Regions from separate parts of the Homo sapiens genome. Here region 1 is linked to region 2. Evidence: read pairs that join two places in POLR2A ChIA-PET (ENCODE). Cell type or tissue: Panc1. All regions are shown on one strand. Each heading gives the region's core, and the rest is flanking DNA. Links, peaks and the distances in the headings are about the cores only.

Region 1 (9,321 bases), core at 3,010-5,509, 210 kb before region 2:
CCATCACCCTACCCATTGAGAACAGACTGAGCCCCTGAACCAGTCTCAATGCAGTGCTCCAGCCACCATGATTCATCGATCCGAGATGCCCACAGGTGCTATCCTTAGTCTACAGGAAATGTCTCCCAGGAACCTTTCAGCACTGACGTGTATAATTGTAAGAACAAGGCACAGTAGAGTAGTGGTTCACAGTTTAAAGACAAAAGGAAGTAGTATTGGTAAAGAAAATAATTTGAGAAGAGGTAGATGGAGTGTTCTTCTTCAACTTTAATTCTGGATATTTTAAATGCATTGATTTCTACGTGAGGAGCCCAAAACCATAGCCTCTTGCTGGAGTCTCTTTTGTTGTTGTTGTTGTTTATCTTGTATACGTTTTTTGCTCCCCTTTTCTCCTCCTGGACATGCTGTGTCCTTGCCTGTTCCTCACGTCATACACTCCCCTCCTACCTACCTACTGCTCCTCGTTTTCCTTTTCTTGTTAGAGAAAGAGGGGGATGGGATGAAGATTGGAGCATCGCTATTTTTTCCCCAAAGATATGAACTGTATTGGGAACATAGCAATTTGTATCATCCCATCTCTGTTCTAAGTAGTATGAAATGTCTCTGTTTTGCCTAAATGCTTTTTTGTTCCTCTCCTACCTGTTCCTCCGTATCATTGTAACGTATAATAGCAAATGCTCCTCACAAAGTAGGGAGAACAAGAAAATACAACCTGCCACACGAAATTGTGAATTTACGTCCTCAGTGATCAGTGATATAAACCCAGGGTAGTGTCCCATTCTTCCCTGACTATAATACTTTCTTCTATTATCCTCTATACTTCTAACTCCCCACTCCCACTTTCCAATATAATAAGAAACGCGACCTGACTATAATACTTTCTTCTATTATCCTCTATACTTCTAACTCCCCACTCCCACTTTCCAATATAATAAGAAACGCGACACGTTTAAAACAGGGAAAGTCATTCTTGCTCACAGAAAAATTATCACTTGCTCATCTACAAATTATCTAAATACCTTTCAAATATTTGTTAGAAATCAGCTTTATTTAAAAAAGAAAAAAACAGCTAATACAAGCAATCGCCTATTACATTGAGTCCCAGATCACCACTCCTAGTTTTTAAAAAAATGTTCCTTCATTGGGATATGAATGCCCTCCTCCAAATGATGTGGGCATGTGTGAGTATTGTAGTCTGTACCAAATCCTGGTTTCTTGCTATATAATTACTCTTTAGAAAAGCCTGTGTTGAAAGGAAGCCTGTGTTGAAAGGAAGCCTGCGTAGACTGAAAAGTCTCTACAATGATCATGACTATAGAGAGGAGAGAACTCCTTGTGTGCCTTTAAAGGAGGCAAAAGAATAAAAGAAAGTCCCGATACTTTTCTAGAGAGAAGGAATGAGACATTTTTAAAAGTTAAGAGTCAGGGATTGGGGGAGGGAGAGAGCATCAGGATAAATAGCTAATGCATGCTGGGCTTAATACCTAGGTGATGGGTTGATAGGTGCAGCAAACCACCAGAGCACACGTTTACCTATGTAACAAACCTGCACATCCTGTACACGTATCCCAAAACTTAAAATAATTTTTTTTTAAGTAGGAGGGATATTTACATTTTAACAAGGTTCTAAGTGCCTGACTGAGTGCTACGGGCTTTACATACGTGTTTTCTTTTGATCATCAGAACTCTATGCATGCAATTTTGCCCATTTTACAAATGACAAATTTCCATCTCAGAGAGATTAAATAACTTTTTTAAGGTTACCTATCAATCAAATGTCAGAGCTAAGATTTGAGCCCAGGTGTTGAAACCAGAAAAGATAAAAAGCTGGACGGAAAGTTGAACTTACTAAGACTGCAGTGATGAGCTATTTAAAAGATGTTTAATAATGGAGGGGAAAGGAAGATCAACTGGGTGTGGACAACTGAGAAGTGGTACCCAGGAAAAACAGACATTCAAAACAGATTGTGAGAGTGAAGCATGGATTTGAAGGGGCGTCAGAAGCCTGCAGTGAAGTGAGTTCTGAGTCGCAAGTGTAAACATCAGACATGCAGCTGAAACAGGAAGGATCTTGAGAACATCTTGACTCAGGCTTAGCCTCAGGTGCAGGAAAGAAGGACCAATGACCAAAGGATCAGAGCTGCAGAAGGCGCTGGCTGACAGAGGACACAGGAAGAAGGGACGGACTCTTAGGAGCCTGGGTTCAGCTCTGTGGAGACTAATACAATAATGAATCCTGGGCCTTCTCTGTTCTGTGGCTTACCATGTGTAACCTGAACCTTCTTCAAAGGATGGCAGACCAGGTTTGCACCCTTGACAGCTGGCTTCAAGGGGCTGTGTAAACAAAGCCCTAAGACAGCAGAGGGAGGGGAGCAGGGAAGGCCCTGGCTAAGGTTTCTGGCAACAAAGACTCCTCACTTCCTTTAGGTAGTGCTGATCAGAGATGCTGCCCACTGTCCTTCCAGGACGGCTTCTCTTTGCAGAGAGCCTCAAAATTCCTTCGTCTTTTCTGTCTGCCACCTGCCATTTATTCAATTTAATATCTATGTTCCCGTTAAAGTGCAGACAACGAGGTAAAGAGAACACCCTAATTACAATCACAAATTATATTCATGCAATCACTCACTCACTCATTTATTCATGCAACAAACATTTGGTACCTTTAATAATTTAAGTACTGTGTCCATCATTTATACCTTGGTTTCAATATTCACTAAATGCTTTACTAAAATCTGGTTTTCCAGAGTCAAGTGGAAGAGAAAAATACACACAGACACATACACACACACGAGTCTAAGAATGGCAAAAGCAGGCACTACAAAGAAGAAAGGAACTTAAAATTCAGAGGCTGGCGGTGTTAAAATTGATAGTTTTGGTCAAAATTATTTTCTGATGAGAAAAATCTGCATTGCCTGGCATAAGAAAGGATTGTGGTTTTTTGTTTCTTTTTGTTTTTGTTTTGTTTTGTTTACAGGTTACTATTTTGTCAGCATAGTTCGTTATTAGCTTTACTTTTGCTGTATCATTTATTATTAAAGAAATTCTTCTTATGCATGCAGATGGAAGACATTTTGCAGGAATGAGAAAAGCTTCTTTAAAAGGAAGCCTAGGTGGACATATTAGGAGCTGCCTCTAATCCTTTTTAGAAGCAAGCTGGGTGTAAGTCCTAAATAAATGTATCTTTACAGAAGATGCATTTGAAATAGCAACATCATCAACATTCCTATCTATAAACCAGGAGGAAATGAGATCAAAATTGCAGCCCAAGGAATTCAGGTTAGCTGCAAGGAGGAACTTCTAAGTGCAAAGTTATTAATTATCACATCAATTAATTTGGAAATTGTTAGAGAAAACTTCCAAGGCCTCTTTTGAAACAAGCTGAGTTATATTCCTCTGAGACCTTTGATAATTCTGCCTGAGCAAGACAGACAAAATATCTATATAAGATCTTTACAGCCTAAAGAGTCTAAGACTTTAGCATAAGATCTGCACCATCGTCTGATCATGTGCATTGATCCTGTATTTTCAAGCTCAGCATTCAGGAAGAAGAGATTTCAAAGCACCCACATAACACAGTACTCCCTAAATATATCACTTCTCTTCCTGACACTTCCCTTTCTATCAGTGGAATGACCATTTTTTAAATACAGTCTTGAAACTTTGCAACTCACCTCTTACCTCTTCCAGCTTTACTATTTTTCACTTGAGTGATTGCAATGGACCAATTTGTATTGACGCCCCCAGCCTCTCTCTGCTCCAACTCCTTCTCTAAGACTTTCTACCAGGTTGCTAAAAAATTATCTCTGAATCCCATGTTGTCTAGGCACAAAGTTCCAAATGTAACATTCAAAAGTGTCACAGTAAGACACCATTCTCCTTTGAGATCTTCTTTCCTGCTATTCCCTTACAAGCACAGAACACTTGTATGGGAAGTAACATCACGCCACTTCAACAAGCCACTGGTTGTTCAAGGGTAATTATGCAGATTCGAGAAGGTGCAGTGTATGTGGCGCACTTAGCACAGTCCCTGGCACACAGTAGTTGCTCCACATATGTTAGCTATCGCCATCATTATTATCAGTTTTGGCCACCTACTATGTGCTAAGCATTGGGATATATTATAGTAGTCAGGATTCCCAGTACAACAGAACTTGCGATCTAATGGGGGAGAAGATGAGAAGAAAGTCTCCATTCTTTTAAATCTTCTTCTCAAATTTAACCTCTGGCTGTCAGCCATTATTTCTTCCTCCTAAGAATTCCCGAAGCACTGTGTTAACATTTCTCAAGGTAATATAGCTTTCTTAAGCACTGGTTTATTTTCTCTGTCCCTCGTGTAGGAAGAGATTCAATGCTATCTGAAAGAATGTTTTTGAAGCACTTGGCACAGAGTCGTCATCCCAGAGGGGATGTTGAACAAATGCTAACGCATCATTACACAATCCCTCTATGCCTAAAGTGCCCTGAACAGTACCCTCCATGAGTAACTTTAATGCGCAGTGGTTGAGTTGAGCTGCCATCTAACATCTGCCCAGCATCCTTTCACTGCGTCTGTGTTCTCTTCAATTCTTCCCCCTCCCTCTGCTTCTGAATCTGTGGTTCTCTGAAAAGCTCCCTGTTCCTTCTCAACCCTACTTTGCATTGCCAGCCCACCTGGAGGCTGGGAGCTCAGTCTGGCAGGTACACATTAGCATGTTAAAAATATCCACGCAGCCATCCCTAGTATTGTTATCCACTTTGAATATTAGCGTATTTCCTTCAGTTCATCTGGGGAATCCCAGTTCCTTCTAGTTCTATGAGGGGGCAGGGAGCACCAGCATTAACTAGTCCTTTTGAAGTTGGGAAGGGTGTTCTTCAATGATCACATTAACTACTGCAACATTCTTTAAAAATTATCTGTGGCTGGGCTTGGTGGCCCATGCCTGTAATCCCAGCACTTTGGGAGGCCAGGGCAGGCAGATCACTTGAGGCCAGGAGCTCAAGACCAGCCTGACCAATATGGCAAAACCCCATTTCTACTAAAAATACAAACATTAGCTGGGTGTGGTGGCGTGCGCCTGTGATCCCAGCTACTCAGGAGGCTGAGTCACTTGAACTCGGGAGGCAGAGGTTGCAGTGAACCAAGATCTTGCCACTGTACCCTAGCCTGGCCGACAGAGCCAGACTGTCTCAAAAAAAATTATATATATATATATATATATATATATATATATATATATATATATATGAACCTACATAAACCAATGAAGAGAAAATATCATCTATCCTGATAGCTAGTAATATTTTAATTTTCTTCCTATTGTTTAACATAAATAAGTATAAATAACAGTCATCAAATGTTTTTAGTACATATGATAAGATCCTCCCAACGGTGTCAGAAGGAATTTCGAGTTGATTTTTAACCAACACTTTACTGATACACCAAGGCTTTCTCATGGTTGTGAGCCTCACGAGGCAGAGCCTGGGTCTTCGGCTCCAGCCCTCTACTTTCTCTCCAACTTCTTTCCTCCCACTGACTCATGAAACTCTGAGGACTTTTCCCTGAACAGTCTGGAGACTGTTTCCACCATCTGTACATTGTTCTTGACTTACAGCTCAGAACCTTCTTTTAGTTCTTTGGACCACACCTCTTTCCCAGAAAAGGCAGAGCTGAGAGCTCTCGGAACAGATCCAAATTACCAACTGCATATAAAATTGCCACCACCTCGGTAGCATCATTCCTGTGCCAGATTCCAAAAGAGATGGACACTGCTGTGGGTACAAGTGCCTGAGAAGACTGGCCTCCTCCTGGGGTTTGTGCCTTCAGAGCCTGGGTTTGAAAAGCCAAGCTGGGAGCACTTTCCATTGTCGTCGCCTTCTCCACTCAGTGAAGAAAGATTGTGTTGGAGTTTTAGAGTGAGAGAAGCTGGAGACGAAGCTAGCTGGCTGTGCTCATCTAGCCTGAGGCTGCATTTCTTCATTGAAAGGAGCCACTCCACAATGCTAGGGGGGGTCCAGTCGTCCAATGAGAGCCAATGGTGGACATCTCTTCCCAACTCCATATTCAGTTTTGTCATCCTGGGAGCCTGATATTGGCCGTGATGGAAATATTTACACCATGGAAATCGACACGCTCTACGAGGCAGAGCTTCTTCCTCCCAAAAAGTCAGTTTCTAAACATTTACCACTTTACCAATGGCATTATTTTTAGGTAGCCTTTCTTCAGAGAGAGAATGAATAAAAAATCTTAGAAGCAAAACTAAAAGGATCCTCAAAGATGATTCCAACCCTTTTATATTGCAAATGAGGATATGGAGGCCCCAAGTAAAGAGGTGCCTCGCTTAAGCTCTTCAGCAAGGTTTAGGACCCAAGTCATCTCACTCTCAACCAAGACTTCTTTCCAGAGGAATCAAAGTTTTCAAGCTGCTAAATGCCCTGAGGGAGACAAGAGAGCTATAAGGCTCTGTCTCCACTGCACATATACGATTCAGTGCCGCCAAGAGCAATGAAAACAATTTTGTATCATTATTTGTAAGTTTTGAAATTACATTATGTATGTTACCGCTAACTAAAAGTGCTATATTTGTCCAAAAAAAAGAAAAACTAATAGGAATTGAAAATAGGAAGGGATGACTTCATGAAAGAGAAAGGATTCGATTTGGAATCTGAATAATCACTGAGAGGCAACAGACTACGGAGGAGGAATTTTGTCTGAGTATAAAGAAATTAAGCTGACTGATGTATTAGAAGAGTATTTAAAAATGGGAAGCCATCTTTGGATAGAAAGTGAGGACTTTTCTAAGTAAGATCCTTACATATCCAGAGAATTCATTTTGTTTTAATAAAGTGAGCAATAGGAAACCACTGATAGCCGAGCCAGATAATGAAGTGATGTAAGTGTTGTTTTAGAAAGATGGCCTGCGTGGCGGGGTCGGTGGCTCATGCCTGTAATCCCAACACTTTGGGAGGCCGAGGCGGGCGGATCACAAAGTCAGGAGTTCAAGACCAGCCTGGCCAATATGGTGAAACCCCATCTCTACTAAAAATACAAAAATTAGCCAGGCATGGTGGCACACACCTGTAGTCCCAGCTACTTGGGAGGCTGAGGCAGAATAATCACTTGAACCTGGGAGGCAGAGGTTACAGTGAGCCAAGATCACGCCACTGCACTCCAGCCTGGGTGACAGAGCAAGACTCCATCTCAAAAAAACAAACAAACAAACAAACAAACAAACAAAAACACAGATGGCCTGCGTGGCGTGGAGTCAAAAAGCCAATTACAAGAGAGATTTTTTTTCTTATTTAGATGAAAGTATATTCTATATTATTTACATGAGTATATATGTATGGAAGGATATCTTCTAACATCTCAGCAGTCATTCTTCTCGTGAAGAGGCTTTCTGGGTGGTTTTTGCTGCATTTCTTGTGCTTTTCTCTTACTTTTTTCTTTTGGCTTCTTTATTTGTTTTTCTTGTTGAAATATATCTAATTTTAACCCCCCAAAAAATCACCTTGAAGAATAGTAATGACTAACACTTAGAAGCACTTCCTCTGTGCCAGACACAATTCACATAATAACTAATAGTACCTATAAGACAAGAATCATTATTAACTAGGTTATACAAGGAGGAAACTGGGGCACATAAATTTAATTGACTTTCCAAGGTCACAGAGCTAGAAGTGTCACAGTCGGGATTTGAATTCAGAGCCCATGTTATCAACCACTATACTAGCCTGCCTCTAGATGAGATAGAGAGAGACAAATTGGAGACAGTTTGAAATCAAGTAAGAGACAAGAGAAAGTTGTACTGCTGCAGGGAAAGAATGGTAGAAGCAGAGATTAGGATGGTACCGGAAAGGGCTGATATACGAAGTTACACAGATAAATAAGGACACCAAAAATCAAAAGCCAACCAAGGACAGGTGGTATAGTTTGGGTGTTTGTCCCCTCCAAATCCCATGTTGAAATGTAATCCCCAGTGTTGGAGGTGGGGCCTGGTGGAAGGTGTTTGGGTCTTGGGGGCGGATCCCTAATGAATGGCTTGGTGCCGTCCTCATCAACACGACTGGGTTCTCACTTTGAGTTCACGCAAGATCTGGTTGTTCAAGAGTGTGGCACCTCCCCACCCTCTTGCTCCCTTGCTCTCACCGTGTGTCATGCTGACACCCTGTCATCTTCAGCCATGATTGTAAGCTTCCTGAAGACTCACCAGAAGCAGCTACCAGCACCGTGCTTCCTATAAACCCTGCAGAATCATGAGCTGATTAAAACCCTTTTCTTTATAAATTACCCAGCTTCAAGTATTTCTTTCTAGTGACCCAAAAACAGCCTAATACCACAGGTCAGATCTCCTTGTTGCTGCTGCTATTATTTTGTCTTGCTTGCCGTAGTGATACGCCATTCTCCAATATACACCATACCCACATGTCTCTTTTTTATTTAGAAATAATGGGAAGATTTCCTTTTTTATTATTACAAAATATAATACTCATAAAAATTTTAACACCACCAAGAAATATTTTAATAATGTGTTAAAGTCCCCCTCCCCTCTTCATTCCCTTTTTAGCCCTCCATAGAGGTAAGAATTCTGTTTCTTATGAATCTTTTCAGAAATGTTCTAAGCATATATTATATATACCCATGTCTAAACTTTCTTTATACATACTGTTCTACAATTTGCTCTTTTCACTTGAAATTAGGTCTTAAACATTGTTTTATATAAATGCTTGTGGGTTAACCACACTCTTTTTAACAATGGCAAAGTATTCCATTATATTCCTGTACTATAATTTATACAACCACTTCCCTAGTTGAATGGGTAATATTCTTTATGCAAAGGAATGGAAGACAAAAAGGCCTAGTTATAACAAAAAGAGATATTCATAACATATCAGCATGGTCATGGGAGTACAGGCCTTGGACAAGAGTGCAGGAATTAGCTAAAAGTGTAAAAGTAACTTCAATAAACATGAAGGCTTGGCATCTCAAAGCACTTAATCACTTAAAGAAAATGAAAATGAAGCAAAAAGCAAGATATAAAGTAAAATATGTTCCCACCCACCAAAATAGGAAAGTATAATCATAAAACCTGCTGTTCCAATTCCCTGCTGGGAAGACTGGGTTCTGAGACTATGCCACTCGGGGTTGAGTATAAGCAATCTACCATGGGAAGAACAATCTAGGGGCCATTTTAAAATTAGGTGGATTTTTTTTTAACTTACAGCAGTGGTAATATTTGATCAACAGTTAGAATTTTCCAGCTTCTCTTCCTTTTTGAATATTTTGAGATGGACTTCACTATTCAGATAACAGGTTAAGATCCTCATTGTCATTTCTCTTTCCTT
Region 2 (7,555 bases), core at 3,634-6,133:
GTCAAAGGAACTTTTTTCCTGCCTCTTTTCATAGCTTCCACCGCCCCATCCTTCTTCTAAATCTTTAATTTTGCAAAGCCATAGGGAGTGGTGGTAGCCTGTGGCGAGTTGAAGATTTTGAACAATAGGTGTTTCTGAGCTGGATTTATTGAAAGGGTCTTGTCTGTGTCCTGGGGGAGATTGTAAATGAGATGTCAACAGGAGCTCTTTTGTGTGGATGGCATTCATCCTGAAAGACAGGAATTCCCTTACTGTGCTAGTATTTAAAGTACATTTGTTGCTGCTTTTGCTAAAACTTTTCATCCAACTGCCGGAGCTAACAGCAATGAATGAGTCACTTGGTGTGATTGTAACTTCCTTCCCTCCTTAGCAAAGCAATGACTCAGTCATTTACATTTAGAAAGGAAGGCTCCTAAGAAGATTTCTTGGATTTTCATCAGCTTGAGCCTCTTTTCTTGACCATCACGTGGGCCTGATCTGTCGGCAATCCTGTTAACCCAGGGTGAGGGGAGTCTAGCCGGGCTGCTTTTCTCACTCCCTGGAAAACTTTTTGCTGTTTTGCTCGTTTCTTTTTTAAATCCAAGGAGAAAGACAAACACAATTTCCTGCCTTAAGCCCTTTTCCTTTCTCTCTCCCTCCGCCTTTTTTTTTGTAAAGGACAGGCAATTTCAGTTTACTATAATTACCCTGGGCTGAGGTTTGACTCACTCCACCTTTAGATGATAAGGCAACCGTTTTATTACTTCGCAGCCAGGTGCCTGAGGGTGACAAGACTTGCCTTTATCTGGTGACCTGACAAGGTTATCAGCAACTGCAAATGGGCTGAACCTCGGAGCAGGGACCATCAAAACGCTTCCCTCTCCTTGATCCATTTCCCAACCCTTTATTGGTAATTCATTTCAATCCGAAGACTAGCTCTAGTTTCTGCAAGTTCTTCCGCATTCCTACACCTTAGCTCTGTCCTCTTGTGTTCTCTTTGGAACACAGGCAGCGGCAACAGCAATCTTAATTATGAGCAGTCAGCTGCCCCCATGAGCCCAGAGCACGACCATGAAGTCTCAACCACAGTCCAGCACACAACACGCAGGATATATTTGCGTCCTCTGGCTTAGTCGATTTGCAGTATTTATAGTTGCTTTTTCAGAGTCGATACTTAATAACGTCTTTGACCTATGATGCTAGAAATCCCTCCAAAATAAAATCGTATTGCTTGTATCTTCTATGGTTCCTTTTGAAAACTGGAATATAATCCGCACCAGGAGGCAGTGCTGTGCTGGAGATAATAAACATATCTAGTGCTCGATCTATTTATATCTGCAGTTCATGAATTTATTTGTCTACCAACACAAGTTTCTTTGTTTTTTTTTTTTTTTTTTTTTTTGGACGGAGTCTCGCTCTGTCGCCCAGGCTGGAGTGCGGTGGCGCGATCTCGGCTCCCTGCAAGCTCCGCCTCCCGGGTTCACGCCATTCTCCTGCCTCAGCCTCCCGAGTAGCTGGGACTACAGGCGCCCGCCACCACGCCCGGCTAATTTTTTGTATTTTTAGCAGAGACGGGGTTTCACTGTCTTAGCCAGGATGGTCTCGATCTCCTGACCTCGTGATCCGCCCGCCTCGGCCTCCCAAATTGCTGGGATGACAGGCGTGAGCCACCGCGCCCGGCCAAAACAAGATTATTCTTTAATTCAAACTGTGTTACGTGCACTGTCTCGGTTATCTGGTGGGTGGGAAATGTGGTATAAAAGCATGCATTTTGGGAAATGGTTTCCAAAAAGTGTGTACTAGGCAAAGCTTGAATGAATGAAGGGTGAGAGTACTTGCAGACACACTTTTAGGTCAGTGTCCTGGGCAGCATCAAAGCTGCGCGGCACCCGGCTTGTACATAGCACGGAGCTGCCACCCTGTAGTGCAAAATTATAGTGGGCCAAGGTAAATCATATGTTTTATTTATTTATTTATTCATTCATTTGAGAAGGAGTCTCGCACTGTAGCCCAGGCTGGAGTGCAGTGGCCCGATCTCCACTCACTGCAATCTCCGCTTCCCGGGTTCAAGCGATTCGCCTGCCTCAGCCTCCTGAGTAGCTGGGATTACAGGTACTCGCCACCACGCCCAGCTAATTTTTTTTTTTTTCCGAGATGGAGTCTCGCTCTGTCACCCAGGCTGGAGTGCAGTGGCGTGATCTGGGCTTGCTGCAACCTCCGCTTCCTTGGTTCAAGCGATTCTCCTGCCTCAGCCTCCCAAGTAGCTGGGATTACTGGGGCAGGCCACCATGACCGGCTAATTTATTTGTATTTTTGGTAGAGACAGGGTTTCACCATGTTGGTCAGGCTGGTCTCAAATTCCCGACCTCAAACGATTGGCCCACCTCGGCCTCCCAAAGTGCTGGGATTATAGGCGTGAACCACCATGCCCAGCCGTAGGTTTTATTTTTCTATCTGTGAAGTCGAACTGTAGCCTGAGGGTAGCAGATGGGAAAGGAGGGGTTGGGAAGAGAATGGAAAAGATGAGTTAAAACACACACACACACACACACACACCCTTGCATATGTGAAGTGTTTATCTGTAAGACCACATCAGATTACTCCATTCTGGGCCAGGCGCAGTGGCTCACACCTGTAAACCCAGCATTTTGGGAGGCCGAGGCGGGTGGATTGCTTGAGGTCAGGAGTTCGAGACCAGCCTGATCAACATGGTGAAACCCCATCTCTACTAAAAATACAAAAGATAGCTGGCATGGTGGCAGGTGCCTGTAATCCCAGCTACTTGGGTGGCTGAGGTGGGAGAATTGCTTTAGCCCGGGAAGTGGAGGTTGCAGTGAGCTGAGATCACATCACTGCACTCTAGCCTGAGCCACAGGGTGAGACTCTGTCTCAAAAAATATATATATCTATATATCTATCTATATATCTATATATCTATATATCTATCTATATCTTTATCTCTATATCTATATATCTATATATCTATCTATATCTATATATCTATATATCTATATCTATATATCTATCTATATATCTATATATATCTATATATCTATCTATATATCTATATATATCTATATCTATCTATATATCTATATATATCTATATATCTATCTATATATCTATATATCTATATATATCTATATATCTATATATATCTATATATATCTATATATCTATATATATCTATATATCTATATATCTATATATATCTATATATCTATATATATCTATATATCTATATATATCTATATATCTATATATATCTATATCTCTATATCTATATAGCTATAGATATCTATATAGATCTCTATAGATATCTATAGATCTCTATAGATATCTATATCTCCATTCTGTAATGTATATAGACATCATTCCACACTGTGGAAAGAAACAGTTCAAATCCCCTACCAGGGCCCTTACTACAATTATAATAAAAACGAATAAAAAGAATGTTTCTGGCCAGGCACGGTGGCTCATGCCTGTAATCCCAGCACTTTGGGAGGCCGAGGCAGGTGGATCACCTGAGGTCCGGGGTTCGAGACCAGCCTGGCCAACATGGTGAAACCCCGTCTCTACTAATACAAAAATAAGCTGGGAGTGGTGGCACTACTCGGGAGGCTGAGGCAGGAGAATTGCTTGAACCGGGGAGGTGGAGGTTGCAGTGAGCCGAGATCGTGCGTGCCATTGCACTCCAGCCTGGGTGACAAGAGAGAAACTCCGTCTCATAAAAAAACAAAAACAAGAAAAAAGAATGTTTCTGAGTACAGTGTGTGAATCACATGCATGGTGATGAACTAATGAACATCCAGAACTCCAACAGGAGACAATGTCAGAAGGATTAACAAATCTGACCTTGACCCTGGGCAACATAGTGAGACCCTGTCTTTACAAACAGTTTTTTAAAACTTAGCTGGATGTGGTGGTGTGCGCTTGTGGTTCCAGCTGTTCCGGAGGCTAAAGTGGGAGGTTCGCTTGAGCCCAGGAGTTAGAGGATGTAGTGAGCCATGATCACACCACTGCACTCCAGCCCTGGCAACAGAGCGAGACCCTGTCTCTTTAAAAAAAAAAAAAAAATTGGCTGGGAATGGTGGCTCACGCCTGTAATCCCAACATTTTGGGAGGCCGAGGTGGGCGGATCACAAGGTCAAGAGATCGAGACCATCCTGGCCCACATGGTGAAACTACATCTCTACTAAAAATACCAAAATTAGCCGGGCGTGGTGGCGCCTCCTGTAGTCCCAGCTACTCGGGAGGCTGAGGCAGGGGAATCGCTTGAACCCGGGAGGTGGAGGTTGCAGTGAGCCGAGATCGCGCCACTACACTCTAGCCTGACAACAGAGTGAGACTGTCTCAAAAAACAAAACAAACAACAAAAAACTCTCTGTCCTTGGAGCTGTCTTTTCTTTAAAGACGTGAAACCTTGCACGCCTGTCACCACTCCATTGCCACCCTCCACAGGTGGGCTTAGTTAGCACAGAGCTCCAGAACCTGAGATGCCTCTGAAGGTGGGAGTAGGATGGCATCCTTCTGCCCCAATTCTAAAAGCCACTAGCCAAACTTGACCTCGGAAACTATTTACAGTGCGGTGATGCCACCTCTCCCTGCAGACAAATTCAAGTACTCCATTAAGGGGCGTTCCCCAGACCTTGCTGGGCATGCCCAGATAAGCCTCCTTTTCATCTGCAAAATTGAGATCCTGACTTCCTATGCAGGATTGTTTTTAATTTAATGAGACTATAGGTAAAGCGCCTGGCTTTATTAAACACTCAACCAACGAGGAGGAGGATGGGGGTTTGTGGAGTAAATTGGTATAGATTTTAGTACTGACTTCACAGGTTCCTAGGTTCCTAGACTGTTTTTATTTAATTTTGGCAAATGACAAGTACCTAACAGAAAGGTAGTATTTTAAACACAGTCTTTGCTGGGCGCAGTGGCTCACGCCTGTAATCCCAGCACTTTGGGAGGCTGAAGGGGGCAGATCACTTGAGATCAGGAGTTCGAGACCAGCCTGGCCAACATGGTGAAACCCCCATCTCTACCAAAAAGACAAACATTAGCCGGGTGTGGTGGCGCCCGCCTGTAGTCTCAGGTACTCAGGAGGCTGAGGCAGAAGGTTGCAGTGAGCCAAGATCATGCCACTGCACAACAGCCTGGGTGACAGAGCAAGACTCTGTTTCAAATAAATAAATACAGTCTTTAAGGGACACTTAAGGAGTAATGGAGGGGACCGGGCGCGGTGGCTCACGCCCTTAATCCCAGCACTTTGGGAGGCCAAGGCAGGCAGATCGCTTGACGTCAGGAGTTCAAGACCAGCCTGGCTAACAAGTTAAAACCTCATCTCTACTAAAAATACAAAAATTAGCTGGGCGGGGTGGCATGCACCTGTAATCCCAGCTACTAGGGAGGCTGAGTCAGGAGAATAGCTTGAACCCAGGAGGCAGAGGATGCAGTGAGCCAAGATTGTGACACTGCACTCCAGCCTGGGTGACAGAGCCAGACTCTGGCTCAAAAAAAAAAAAAAAAAAAAGTAATGGAGGGGGAAAGAGCCCTGGGGTCACCTGGACAAGTTCTTCTCTGGATCTATGTCCTTCTCTATCAGTGACAAAGTTGGATAATGAATGAGACAGAATTTTTTTTTTTGAGATGGAGACTCACTCCACCGCCTGGGCTGGAGTGCAGTGTGGCGCAATCTCAGCTCACTGCAACCTCCGCCTGCCAGGCCTAAACGACTCTCCTGCCTCAGCCTCCCGAGCAGCTGGGACTACAGGCATGCGCCACTACGCCCAGCTACTTTTTGTATTTTTAGTAGAGACAGGTTCACTATGTTGGTTGGCCAGGATGGTCTTGATCTCTTGACCTTGTGATCCACCCACCTCAGCCTCCCAAAGTGCTGGGATTATAGGCGTGAGCCACCGCACCCGGCCCAAGGCATAATTTTTTTAAGCACTAACCCTGTTATCTGAGCATCAGTAAGGAGCTGGTATCCTTTCTGGGCCAAGTGGGCTGATGTAAACAGTATTACACGGGTTACCCAGATACGTTTTTCTGTTTTTCCTTTGAAAACGGCGGTTTCGGGAGGGCAGAGAGAAGGAGGAGGATGAAAAATTAAGTGCCTAACTACACAGATCAGGGGGGCCTGCAGCCTCCCACACGCCTGCTTTCCAGATCCAGGTAATTATTCCTCATCGTGCTGACACCAACAGGAAGGAACGGTGGATGCATTTTCTTTCTTCTTCACTTCACCATGCATCCTGTTTCCCCAGGTTTGGAGGTTTGAGCCGGCCTTGTGCAAAAGCTCCTGTACCAGGTCAAGCCCTGGCTCCAGGCCCTCTGTTCCTAGGGCAGTGGCAGCAATGGGCTGCTTTGGGGGAGGGTCAGCCTTTTCTCCAAAGTCCAGCAAGCCTGCCAGTGAACCAAGGTTACTGATGAATCCACGCTGAAGTCTTGGTGAGGACTCAGCCTGACCGGACTCTCATTAGATGGGACGGACCCTGGTTCATACACAGGCCACTCACTCTGCACAGCCACCCCACTTACTGAAGCAAGAATTGGCAATAAGTGCACAATACCCTGGTCCCATCTTAAAACAACCAGCTACCCCACAGTCTCAGAGTCAGGGATGCTCAAGTACTATTTATTCTGTTTACCAGACATATAGCAGCCGGGCAGGGAGTCTTCATAGCCTGTTGCGTCATGTGATTCCATTCCAGATTTTTCCTTTTATTCCTGTCTCCAAGGCCCCATTGTGCAGGTGCTACTAATTTTCATGAAATGATACTAGGAGGTAAAGAAAGTTCGCTGGCTCTCAGATATCCATCTGTGTGCAAACAGACAGAGTACAGAAAAATAAGTAGAATAACAAAGTTCCTAGTTTTGTGTGGGCTGAGAGTGAAAAAAAAAAGAGTAACGAGGAGTGAAAAGAATGAAGAAGAAAAACAGCTGCACAGGAAAAGGGCAGTGTCACAGGTGCCTCCCACGGTCCTTTGCCGAGAGCCTGTGGGGGAGGCCAAGTGGGGAGAATGGGGGACATCGGGTGGACGACCCAGGGGACCAGCTGGTGTCAGAGAATGGTAGATTAGGATTTGGCCTGCTAGATCATGCTGGCGGCATTGGCCAACATCAAACACGAGGGGGCTCTGGTGACAGGACATGACACTGCACAATCAGAGATCACAGCGAATGGCTTTGCTGAGGTGTCCACTTTACTCCTGCCCCGATCACCTCCCCTTCCTGATTGTTAGTCCTTTTGTTTCTCCAGGAAGTCTCTTCTCATCCCTGTTCACGCCTTCATGTAACAAGCATTTATCACACTAGTACCGTGAGCCACGCGTGTGCTGTGGTTACATCCGTGGAACAGACAGACAGCAGTGCCTGATCTTGTAATTCTTCCATCCTTTCATTCCTTTCTCTCAGTCTGGCCAGAAAAAAAAAAAAAAAGTTCTCCTAACAGAGAATATAGCAACAGGTTGCTGAAAAGTGACATCTGACAAGAAATGAAAGCTGGTTGATAAAAGATTTAAAAGAAAAATGTCAGGCCGGGCTTGGTGGTTCAAGCCTGTAATCCCAGCACTTT

Evidence for each region. Peaks named below come from ENCODE experiments on the same cell type or tissue, not always from the same donor. Only the 100,000 strongest peaks of a DNase experiment are listed, where the experiment ranks them.
Region 1: POLR2A ChIA-PET joins it to region 2 with 11 read pairs; 2 of 35 experiments call an interaction of 5 or more read pairs at or near these places.

Annotation. Positions count from the first base shown.
Region 1 is chr18:3,799,861-3,809,181 of GRCh38, reverse strand. All of the region lies in intron 5 of DLGAP1 (DLG associated protein 1), which reads left to right. Among named protein-coding and RNA genes, the nearest start is that of DLGAP1-AS3, 74 kb to the left of the region's middle. In Panc1, for the core only: no CTCF peak of the experiment used is centred there; no DNase peak of the experiment used is centred there.
Region 2 is chr18:3,596,420-3,603,974 of GRCh38, reverse strand. All of the region lies in intron 7 of DLGAP1 (DLG associated protein 1), which reads left to right. It overlaps DLGAP1-AS1 (DLGAP1 antisense RNA 1), which reads right to left. Exons shown (of 3, transcript NR_024101.1): 3 at 6,596-7,396. DLGAP1-AS2 (DLGAP1 antisense RNA 2) reads right to left here and starts at 238. Exons shown (of 3, transcript NR_119377.1): 1 at 1-238. RefSeq lists enhancers at 1-422, 1-647, 423-1,217, 1,218-2,012, 6,747-7,555. In Panc1, for the core only: no CTCF peak of the experiment used is centred there; no DNase peak of the experiment used is centred there; H3K27ac peaks cover 2,500 bases.